2 separate regions of the Mus musculus genome follow, and region 2 is linked to region 1. A link is a loop called in an ENCODE intact Hi-C map of the cell type or tissue named here. Cell type or tissue: gastrocnemius. All regions are shown on one strand. Links, peaks and the distances in the headings refer to the core of each region. The heading gives the core; the rest is flanking DNA.

The links. A loop is a pair of places that touch in the nucleus more often than their neighbours do. Peaks named below come from ENCODE experiments on the same cell type or tissue, not always from the same donor. Only the 100,000 strongest peaks of a DNase experiment are listed, where the experiment ranks them.
Region 2: it touches region 1 in a loop (5-fold over the local background); 6 of 42 quality-filtered maps call a loop at or near these places.

The regions. Positions count from the first base shown.
Region 1 is chr15:64,058,383-64,063,754 of GRCm38, forward strand. It overlaps Cyrib (CYFIP related Rac1 interactor B), which reads right to left and starts at 2,066. Exons shown (of 13, transcript NM_001360036.1): 1 at 1,813-2,066. In gastrocnemius, for the core only: a CTCF peak has its summit at 2,304; DNase peaks (open chromatin) are centred at 570, 1,158, 1,813, 1,992 and 2 more places; H3K4me3 peaks cover 1,981 bases; H3K27ac peaks cover 3,895 bases.
Region 2 is chr15:64,112,548-64,117,919 of GRCm38, forward strand. The region is part of intron 25 of Asap1 (ArfGAP with SH3 domain, ankyrin repeat and PH domain1); the gene reads right to left. Among named protein-coding and RNA genes, the nearest start is that of Gm20717, 17 kb to the left of the region's middle. In gastrocnemius, for the core only: a CTCF peak has its summit at 3,237 (motif pointing left); a DNase peak (open chromatin) is centred at 3,262; H3K27ac peaks cover 1,750 bases.

The sequences.
Region 1 (5,372 bases), core at 79-5,078:
TGACTGTGGCCACCATGTGCATTAACAAGAGCTGTGTAGCAGTGTCTCTGAATGGAGGAGCTTGCTTGCCTCGGTAGTAAATGAATGGAAGTGACCAGGGACACAGTGCCACACACCTGTGGTCTCAGAACTTGGGTAGCAGAGGCTGGAACATTCACAAGTTCTGGGCCAGCCTGTGATACATCATAAGGTCCTGTCTCAACACGTCAAGAAATTAACAAAGCAAGAAGCAGTCGCTCTCAGACTTCAGAGACATGCACACAAGGCTTTGGATGTGAAAAGAAAGAGGGGGGAAATGGCTGTTAGACAAAGCAACATTTCCTTAAAATTTCCCAAAGTGCACAAATACCTCCCTCCTCTCTCTCTCTCTCTCTCTCTCTCTCTCTCTCTCTCTCTCTCTCTCTCTCTGTGACACACACACACACACACACTCATAATCTACAGCATACTTATTACAAAGTGCCTCCAGGAAGAAAGCCTAGCCAGGTGACCTGTTCTGCAGGCTCCACCACAGGAGAAAAAGCCACCTCCCCCAGCCTCCTTCCCAGTTACATGGAGCCCAGGGCCTGGGAAATCATTCCAGCTGGCAACCCTGCCAGCCACCTCCACTGTCATCGCAAAAAAAAAAAAAAAAAAAAAAAAGCTTCCTTTTTCTCCACACTGAATACAACCCTCCAAGAATAGGGAGAGTCTCAATCAAAATCAGAGTGGAAGCTTCCTCAGAGGGAGTCCCTATTTCCTCCAGGGATCCGCGGATTTCTGGAGGCTGAAGTAACAAAACATGGCTCTGGTGATGATGGGGTGGAAGTTAAGGGCAAAGAAGGCAAAAATGAGGAAGCCTACGGGCTCACTTCTCAAAATTTACCAGCCACCAATTCATTTCACAACTATCTATAGGAAGCCTCCCTGTGCTCCCGCCCGGCACGTGTCTTAAGGGATGAAGGCATTAAAGGGGAGGTGACATTCCCACCCTGAACCTCAAGGCCAGGAAACCTAGTCCCATTTACTGCAGGCCAGAACTGAGAGCGGCCCATTTTACAGACACAAGGAGCCGAAAGACCCAGAGAATGCAGACAACTTGGCCAAGGTCACAAAGCTTGTGAGTGGTAGGACCAAGAATTAGACAGAGGTGCACAGCCACGTGACTCTCCCTGCTGCGCCACCTTCACACTCAAGCCCTCCCCCACCCCTCCATTTCTAGCGGCAGGGTGGGGATCTGAGACAACCCCCTAGGGCTCTGCTTGCAAAGGAAGTCCGGGTTCCTCTTTCCTCCCACCCCAGACACAAGACCCACATTCAGAGGACACACGGATTCCTTCCAGACCTACTGTGTGTGCACGACCCCCAGAAAGCCCTGTGGGCTCCAAATGCCTCCACCTCTGAACACTAAACTTCCATTTTTCAAAAAAAAAAAAAAAAAAAAAACTGATAATGATGATGATGATGCCGATGATGATGAAAACATAACGGGCAAAGAGGAAGTGCTGTTTAAACGCCGGCGGGGGTCGGAGCAGAAGGAAGTCAGGCTGGTGCGAGTCTATTCGCCCTTTTGGTTCCTCAATTCAGCCTCCTGGCCTGGAACCCCCACCCCCACCCCCAAAATGAAGTTAGCGGAGGGCAGCGCGGAGCCCGGGTCAGGCCCTGCAGCGCTCACCTGGCCTGCAAGAGGGGTGTGCCCGGGGACAACCACTCGGACCCCGCGCCCCAGCCTCCCAGTGCACAGCGCCCCAGGCGCTCGCTCGCTCCCTCCCTGCAGCCCGGTGAACCAGGGCGGCGACGCCGCAGCAGGCTCCCGGCCGGCCCTGCACGTACCTGGCGGCCCGACGGGCGGGCGGGCGAGCTGGCGGCGGGAGCCTGCGGTGCACACACGCCGCTTCCGGGTCGGCGGCTCGCGCGTCCCCGCCGCAGGTTCGCGAGCGGCCCCGCCGCGGCAGCAAGCGACAGCAGCAGCAGCAAACGGCAGCAGCAGCGGCCCGGCCCCGGCGCGGCCAGAAATCGCTATAAAAGGAAGAGGCGGCGAGGAGGAAGAGGAAGCGCTGTTTACCTTCGCAGCCCAGCCCGGCGCCGCACAAAAGGAGGACGCGACGCGCCGCCCCCCGCGCCCGGGCCCCGCCGCAGCACGGGCCCCGCGTCACCGCGCCCGGGACCGCCCCGCACCGCCCCCGCCCCAGCCCGCACAGTGACCTTGGGCGAGTCCCGGGCGCCTAGGCCCGACCCCCAGGGCGCCGGGTCCCCGCGGCCCCTCCCTCACCTGGGACGAGGGGTCGAGATGCGCTCGGCTCGGGCGCCACCTGCCTGGCTGCCCCTGGACCGCGGGAGCCGGGCAGAAAAACACCCATGGGGTCCAGTGGTGCAAGCCCGGGCACCAATAAAGCAGAGGCGATGCGAGGAGGGGGTCTGGGCTACCCACACGGTCACACGGTCGTCCCAGGACTTGTGATTTAGCGAAGGGGAAACTCCCCAAATACCATCTCCTTGTTGGGATTTTTGGTGTGGGGACCCCTGTCCTTCCCTTTGCCTAGGACATCATTAAGGGGCATTTTCCCCCTCTCCTTTACTCCTCTGCCCTCAAGTCCATGTCATCGTTATCTTGATTTTCAACCAGATTTTTCAGGAATATTTAATGTTCCGTGAAATATCTTTTCCCTGACCTCTAACGTGGTATCAAAAGGGTTACATCCACAACTTTTGCCCCTCCTTCTCATTCTTATCACCCCTCCACCTGTGCTAGGGGCTTGGGGGTACAATATTGGGGACTGATTTACCTTGGACTATTTCATCTTTAACAAAGGGGTGTGTCCAGATTTTCCTTAACCTGGGCCAATTCGGGGAACTTGGGGTTGCTGAGGCCTCCAGGACGGTTCTCAGGGAATTTTTTTGATTGCAAAAAAACTTTGTAGTGCTGGGTAGAGCCACTCTGATGATGAAAGCTTGCTTGCACTGGGACAAGCGAGAAAGGGTGTGTGGCCCACTTGGCATAGCAAACCCAAAGGGAAAGCAGAAGTGCTTTCTAGAAGTCTCTGGAGGTTTTTAGGCCAAGGGAAGAATTGCCTGGGAGGCTAAGGGCCTGAGTTCAAGTCCTCCCTGACCATTGCACTTCATGACCCTGGTCCAACATCAGAGCCTGCCAGGGCATCAGAACTCTTGGCTCTGGGGAGCAGATGCCATCTTAACAGTGTAAGAAGTGGTCTGAATATTGAATCAACGGTCAGCTATAAAGTTGAGGGGACAGCAGAAGAGGTTTTAAACCTGGGCACAGCAGAGAGCATGCAAAATGGGAGGGCCTCAGTCTGGAAGTTCAGAGTGAACCAGGTGCCAGAGGCTGTGCCCACCTCACTTAGCTCTCACCACAGTCCATGAAGCAGCCTGCCCAGAGTTACACATGAAGAGGCTGAAGCAGGGACAGATGGCATCAGCCTGAGGTCATGCCTATCACATACCAGAGGAGCCAGGCAAGCACCCAGGTTGTGTCACTTGAAGCCCAAGGACGTGCCCAGTCTGAGCCATGTGAAATGGAACAGACTGTAATGAGTCTATATACAGAACCTAGAAAGGCTATGACCATTGCTGCTGCTCCTATTGGAATAAGTGTTAAAAGACTCAAGGACCTAAGAAGCTGGGGGGACTTCAAACAGCTTAGGGCAATTGGAGTGCAGCCTGAGTGTGGGCAGGAGGCAGGGAAGAGCAGGGGAAGAGGAGGGCATGGTCAGGGGTCTACACTTAGCCTGTGTTCCACTGAGTTCACCACTTGCTAGCTTGAATTCCAACCAGTCATTCCCATGTGTCTCAGATAGGAAAGTCTGTTCCCAGATTCAGAGGCTGAGTCTTGCTTGTTCAATCAGACTCTGGTATGCTTGTCAGATGCAAGCAAATGGAGAGCTGGAAAGAGTGTTTTCAGAGTCTTTGTGGCAAGTCTGTGGTGGCCTGAGAGATCAACCCTGACAATAAATAGTGAACTCCAACATCCTGTAAGGAACACTACCTGCCATTCCCAACGACACAGGCACAGGCACGTCATGTACCCCCTCCCCGGCCCCCCCCACTGTCACTCGTCCATCTGTAAATGGATATGATAATGTCACCTTCCTTCCGGTATAGGAAGGACTGACTACATGAGATGATGAATTTTACATGATTTGCCAACTGTGGTGCCATCTTTTTATCTTAATATTAAAATCTGGATCTCATGGCATCTTTCGAGCAAAAACTTGTATTTCCTTTGTGTGTGTGTTTGCAGGAGCGGATGCTGCCCTGCCTAAAAATCGACAGAAGGTGAAAGTCAGGTGACTCAGGCACTTACTGTTGTCCTGCTGGGTTAGTAGTTTACAATTAAACACATGCTGCATCCCAACATGACCAAAGCAAACTCAGGGAAGGCCTCTTGCCTGTTTGTCTGGCTCCCCTCCCCTCTGGCCCTACAGATCCCAGAGATGATGCAGAAGCTGCTAAACTAGATGGAGCCCGGCCAGATGCTGTGCGGGGACACAGTAGTGCACACGGAAGATGCCTGCAGATGGCTCATCAGCACATCAGGCCGGATGGACATCCTTCTCCGTGATGTAGCGTGTCCTGCTGTATGTAGCATGAAGCTAAAGCTGGAACAGTGGTTCTCATGGACAGCACAAGGAGTTTGAGCCTTCCAAAGCCCAGGAATCAGAGGTTCGAGGCCAGCGGGGCCATGGAGCAAGGCCTTGTCTCAAAAACACAAAATCTGTGGGGTGCAGTGGCACATGCCTTTAAAGCCAGTGCCCAGGAGGCAGAGGCAGGAGGATCTCTGTGAGTTTGACAGTCTGGTCTACATAGTGAGTTCCAGGCCAGCCAGAGCCACACAGTGAGACCCTGTCTCAAGAAAAACAAAACAAAACAAAACAAAACAAAACAAAACAAAACAAAACAAAACCAACCAGATAACCAAACAACATGTGTCCTGTGGGGGCTGCTGGGGACTGCTGGACTAGGGAGCAGGAAGCGTTGGAAAGTGAGTGTGTGATGTGTAAAGGGTTTCCTTTGAGATAATAAATTCATGCTTTAATCAAATCCCAGGGATGGATAGCCATGAAGAGCGCATGGAATGTCTCGGAACAGCTTTCGAATCTGGGCTCTGTAGATGTTACATGAACTACGTTATATTAGAGTATCCCATTGTATCTGCAACCAGAAATGGATCAGAGTGGGGGACTCTCGGCAAGCAAGTGTGGTGGGAAGTCCTCGGGAGGGGTCACTGCCTTTTACAAATAGTTCTACAGCAACTAAAACTAAAACAAGACTTATTAACTCAGAACATGTATCAGTGTTACCTGACTGAGTTTGTGTTTTTAGGAAAATAAAGAATGAAATACCATTCAGATACTTAAGAGAGTTTTTTTTTTTTC
Region 2 (5,372 bases), core at 275-5,274, 54 kb after region 1:
CGAACAAATGCTTCTATACACATGTAGGAAGGAAGAAAAAAAAAAAAGGAAAGCGATAGAAACCAGGGAGGGGGGAAGCTAGGAACATTGCCATATGCAAGATACTTAGTGATCTAGAAAAGTTCCAAATGAGCTTTTTATACTCTGTGTTAAAAGAAAATCATAATTACTGATGGTGTTCTTCCTGGGTAAACTTAAAAGATAGTTTTAATTATTAATTAATGGTTTGTACTAACAAGGATTCAGTCATTAATTCTCAGAGGTAGCCTGACAGGGCAGTGGACAATGATCATCTAAATAAGGTAGACATGTACATTAAGAGAATGACCACAGTTATAGACTTGATTCTGTTTCACTGACGTGACACAGGACAGCAGCTTTATGGTTCCTGTAAAGCAATACCTAGTCACACTATTAGTTACTAATGTCTTAGATATCATAAGGAGGTTGTACTACAGCCTTACACATGCACGGAGCTTTGCACTCTTCAAATGGGTTTGAATAGGTTATTTCTTTTAACTTTCAGTACTATCCTGTGAGATATGGGTTTAGTACGGTCCTATCATGTATCCAGGGAAGGAGCTTGGCATGACAGACCCCATAGAATAGGAGGCACGGATCTGGGACAAAGCAGGTTTAGAAACAGCAGACACTTGCTCCAGCAGTCAGTGCTGCTGGCTCCTGAGATGCAGGGCAGCATTTTCAGCCTTTGACCCCCCCCCCCCCCCCCCCCCCGGGGAAAACACCCAGGTCCAGTAGGAGGAAGTGGAAAGAGGAAATGCAGAATAGGTAACAGACAATAGTGAGTTTCTCTTGTACTTTCATCTCTATCACCATCTAGGGATTCTCTGGTGAAGTGCATCTTACAAAAGGTCACGTAGGGAGGCTCTAAATACTGAAGTAAAAGGCTAACAGAGGTATGTGTGACTTCAGGGATGATGTCATGCAAGGGTCACCCAGTCTCTACCAACCAAGCTGAATCCAGATCCAAGAGTTTGGAAAGTTGGTCAGACATGGCAAGAAGCTGAGTTCAGAGAACGGTGAGCTGACTCAAGCCCAAACACTCAGGCCTGACAACAGGTTGTTCTTCCTGACTCCCACATGCACAGTGGGGATCTCTCTTCACTTCCTGCCTACTTTAAAAACTATTTTTATTCAGTTTTGAGGATTTCAATACTTTTTTTTTCTGCCCTCACTTGTTAGGAGGATTCATATGTAACTTTATCCAGAATCTTTCTTTAATGCATTTCTCTTCCCTGGAGTGACTGCTGTTAATGTCTAAGACTTGAGCAAGGTTGCCAGGGACAAGAATACCCCGTTTTGTACCACAGTGACTGCTCTTCTTCCTGCTCCGTCTGCATGTTTTCACAGGGGAGATGGTATTGCTTTTCTCTGTCCCAGTGCTGGACCTGGTAAAGCCTGGGCATCAATGCACAGATTTTCCAGTATTTTGCACATTTGGATTTCAGTAAAGGTGAAAACCCAGGTCTTCTACCTGGAGACCAAATAAAAAGTACAACTTTCAAAGTTCACAGAAAACGGCTTAAAAAGCCGTCTTGACAATAATATGCCTTACAGAAGACTTAATGACTGAAGCTATACCTGAGTAACTCTACCAGCACACAGAAAAGCTCTATCACTTACTAATGGTTTTCCCTTTATTTATTTTTATTATTTTTTATTTTTTATTTATTTTTCAAGATAGGGTTTCTCTGTGTAGCCCTGGCTGTCCTGTAGACCAGGCTGGCCTCGAACTCAGAAATCCACCTGCCCCTGCCTCCCAAGTGCTGGGATTAAAGGCGTGCGCCACCACGCCCGGCTCCCTTTGTGTTTTTAATTAACAATGTCATATATGTTCATTGAGCACATGATGCTATTTTGAAACACATACACGTTACGGAATGATTCAATGAGTCAATTAACATTTTTCACCTAATATATTATTGTGGTAAGAACACTCAGAATCTATTGTCCTAGCAACTTTCAAGACTACAATCCATTATTATTTGCTATAATAACATGTCCTACATTGTATTTTAAATTTATGTGGCTGTTTTTATGTAGCTGGTCCCATGGTTTTTTATAGTATGTTAATCACCTTAGTAAGCAGTAGTTAAAGCCAGGTGCTGTATAAGGAAGGAAGGAGCGCCAGGGTGACATGTTTTTCTTTGTTGATTTCTTTGCAGAGAGTAGCCTTAGATGTTCATTTGTCCCTCAGTCCCTTTCTGATACTGATAACAGTAGTGGATTCAAAGGAGTTAGGGTTGGTTCTGTAACAGTTACATAAGCACACACTTTGATCTCTCCCCATGCAGGAGAAATCAGGATTACCTCTGCTTCTTTTTTCATACCCTAGAGGCCAGGTGACTTGACCAGATAGCCTGTGTTAGTGACCCTTGTTGAAGATAAAGCTCTTGGTCAGCCCACGGGGCTTCAGGAAATGTGTTTAAAAAGGAATTTGGTACATCACAGCTTCCGTTCTGAATGCCTATCTTAACTGTAAGGTCAGTGAATTGTAAAGATCTTGCATCTGGTTAGTTTTGGTGTGTGGTGTTTTTATTTATTTGCAAATTGTTTTTTTTTAATAACGAAGCTTTAACAATTATTAAAATAATAAAATATATGGTGGGAAACTGGAAAAGGGCCACAACAACAACAACAAAAGCAAAGCTAAATATAAACATAAATCTAATGCGATGATTTAAAGGCAAAGCGCGTGAGTTGTTATACCAAGCCGCTCAAAGGGTTATCCCAGGAGATACAAGCCCCAGGGAGCGGTAGTCACCAACGTATGAACACTTGCCAGGCTTGTAGCACTCAGCCAGTGATGGCAAGCCACGGCAGGAAGCTGAGGGGGTCTCCCCATCTCCACTTGTCTCTTAGACTTCAGGCCTCTCAGAGAAGGCGATGCTTTGTATAAAGTGCTTCCACAGCTGTCCTGGGTAGAATTGCTATAAGCATTTCTACAGCGCTCTCCGGTAAGTGCACCGCCACTTCCCTAGGACATGTGGTCTGGTTCCATGTGTGCCCACTCCCTCCTTTTGCTGTGCATCTTTTGAGACATGCTTTCACTTATTCTTTCTGTTGCTTCTACACTTAATAATCTGACAGATGAACCCCATCTTGCACTGTGCTGAGACAACAGGACTATAGCTCCTGTTCTGGAGAAGTTTTCAGTAGGGCAGGAGGAAAAAGAAACCTGGCTTTCAAAGCAGGTTTGCTCTCCTCCTGCACTGCCCCCTACTGACCTGATGGTGCATTTTCTGCTTGCTTTCTTACTTTGCAGAAGGCCTTCTTCACTCTCCCCTGTATCCCTGCTCCTGAAATAGTTGTTGAATGAGTGCACTCGGTGGAGCTGTGCGGTCTCATCTGCTTGTCATTTCACTGTGCAGGCTCAAAGCAGTGACTCAGCAAGGCAAACACCAAATCCTTACTTCTGGTAACTCTGCAGGATTGGCCCTCATGGAGTAGGAATCCCGGGGGTCTAGACTGAGGGTGGAGTCTGTATGAGGTAGGAGGTCTCCATCATAGCATGTACACATGAGATGCAACGGTTAGTATTCACATGCTATTCAGAGCAGTAATATTTCTGGATTCTAGCACACTAGTTGTTCCTGCTTCTAAAAGCTTAAAAACTTAGTTCTTCAAACCGAGTTTTGCTCCTTGAGATCAGACTTATTCTTTACAAAGTTTCTTTTAGTTAAAAAGCAGGCAGGCGTCAGGTCTCGATATGGTACATGCTAATCCAGCTAGTGAGCAACTTCACTCTGGTCCATAGTTCCCTGAAAACGCCTTAAAAGAGGCAGTGGCAGAGAGAACCAACCCCAATGGATCACATGGTGCCATGTGCTATGTCGAGTGTTTCCTACAGTCCTCAATCTTGTGAGAAGTAATGGCTCGATGGTGGGTATACATTTTTGCCATTGACACGCAAAAAAGCATGAAGATGAATAATGGCAGACAGCCATGACTCTAAACTTTAACATTATTGTAAACCAGCTAAGTTAGCCAACCAAGCAAGCAAACACTATGTACTTGCAAGTACCTGTTCTGTGAGATGAGCTGTGCAGCTATTGGTTTCCCATGATCCTCCACTCCAGAAGCAGCTGCAGCCACAGCCCAGCAGACCTAACAGGAGGATCTCTCCATACACTGCCTCAATGTGCTCTCCATTAGGCAGGTAAGAGAAAGACAGAGGATCTCCCTCAACAAGGAAAGAAACCGTGGGGTGACTTGCCATAGCTTGCTACAGCTCTCCTGCTACAGCACCATGTGATCTATAGGAAATTCCTTAACTTTACTAGGGCACAGTTTCTTTGCCTGTACAATGGGATATAGTCCTTCAGATTCCTCTTAGCTTTAAAGAAACCAAAGTTCTATGATAGCATTCAAATGCAAAGATTGAAAACCAGTAAAAACCTCAGGGTCCCGGTGACCCCGAGGCGGTTCTGTTTAAATTGTATTGGGTAGGGGGCTGCTGGTTATGAGAAAGATCTACACACTTAGCTTTGTACCTTCAGGGATTCTCTCTGGACTCCTTTCTGCAGAGAGCCAGGCATCTGACTGCCTGAGCTGGAAGGATGGTGAATGTGGGCCTGGGATGCTGCTGGCTGATGGGAATTTAGATCAAACTTCCCTGAGTTCTGATGAGGTCACTGGACGGTTCTGGAAATCCTTCTGAGCTTGCCTCAGAGGAGGTTTTTTTCTCTCTTGCTGCCTCTTGCACTCCCCTATTTGTGGGGGACTTTGTCAGAGGTGCCTGTTCTGTCCCAGGAAGTCATGATCCCGAGCTTCCTACATTTGTATCTGTGAGCGTAGCTTGTGCTATAAGCAAGGACCAGGGCCTTCCTTGCTGTGGAGAGAAACTAATGACAATCCAAAGGATGACTGATTCCAGACAGCTTTGTTACAAGTAGATAGTTATTCCAGTTAGCAGGATAGATTGAAAAAAAAAAAAATACAGGACCACAAAACACAAGGCCCTCTGCACAGGGTGCTAGCTGACTGTTTAACAGTGTCCTCTAAGGATCATATTTACACTGTAAGTTTCTCCCATGTAAGAGCAAGTGAGCCCGGCTGGTTAAGGACAGTTATGGTTCAGTGCCTGGCAGCTGTCAGATAGGCAGCTGTCTATCTGTGTCAGCAGCAGACAGTCCAATGCTCGGAATCTGATGTCCCACGATAGGCTGCCAGGGGGAACTCAGTCAGGAGAGTAAGTTCTATTTTCAAGCATGGGCTTGACCTGTAAAAGGAAGGGATAGGTGGTCTATCCTTCGTTAACCACGGTTGCTATGGCCAAACCTCTAAGCCCATTTCAGCAGCTGAACCGCTGAATAAATGTAGCCTTTGTTTTCTGGGTGTTCAGTAAAGAG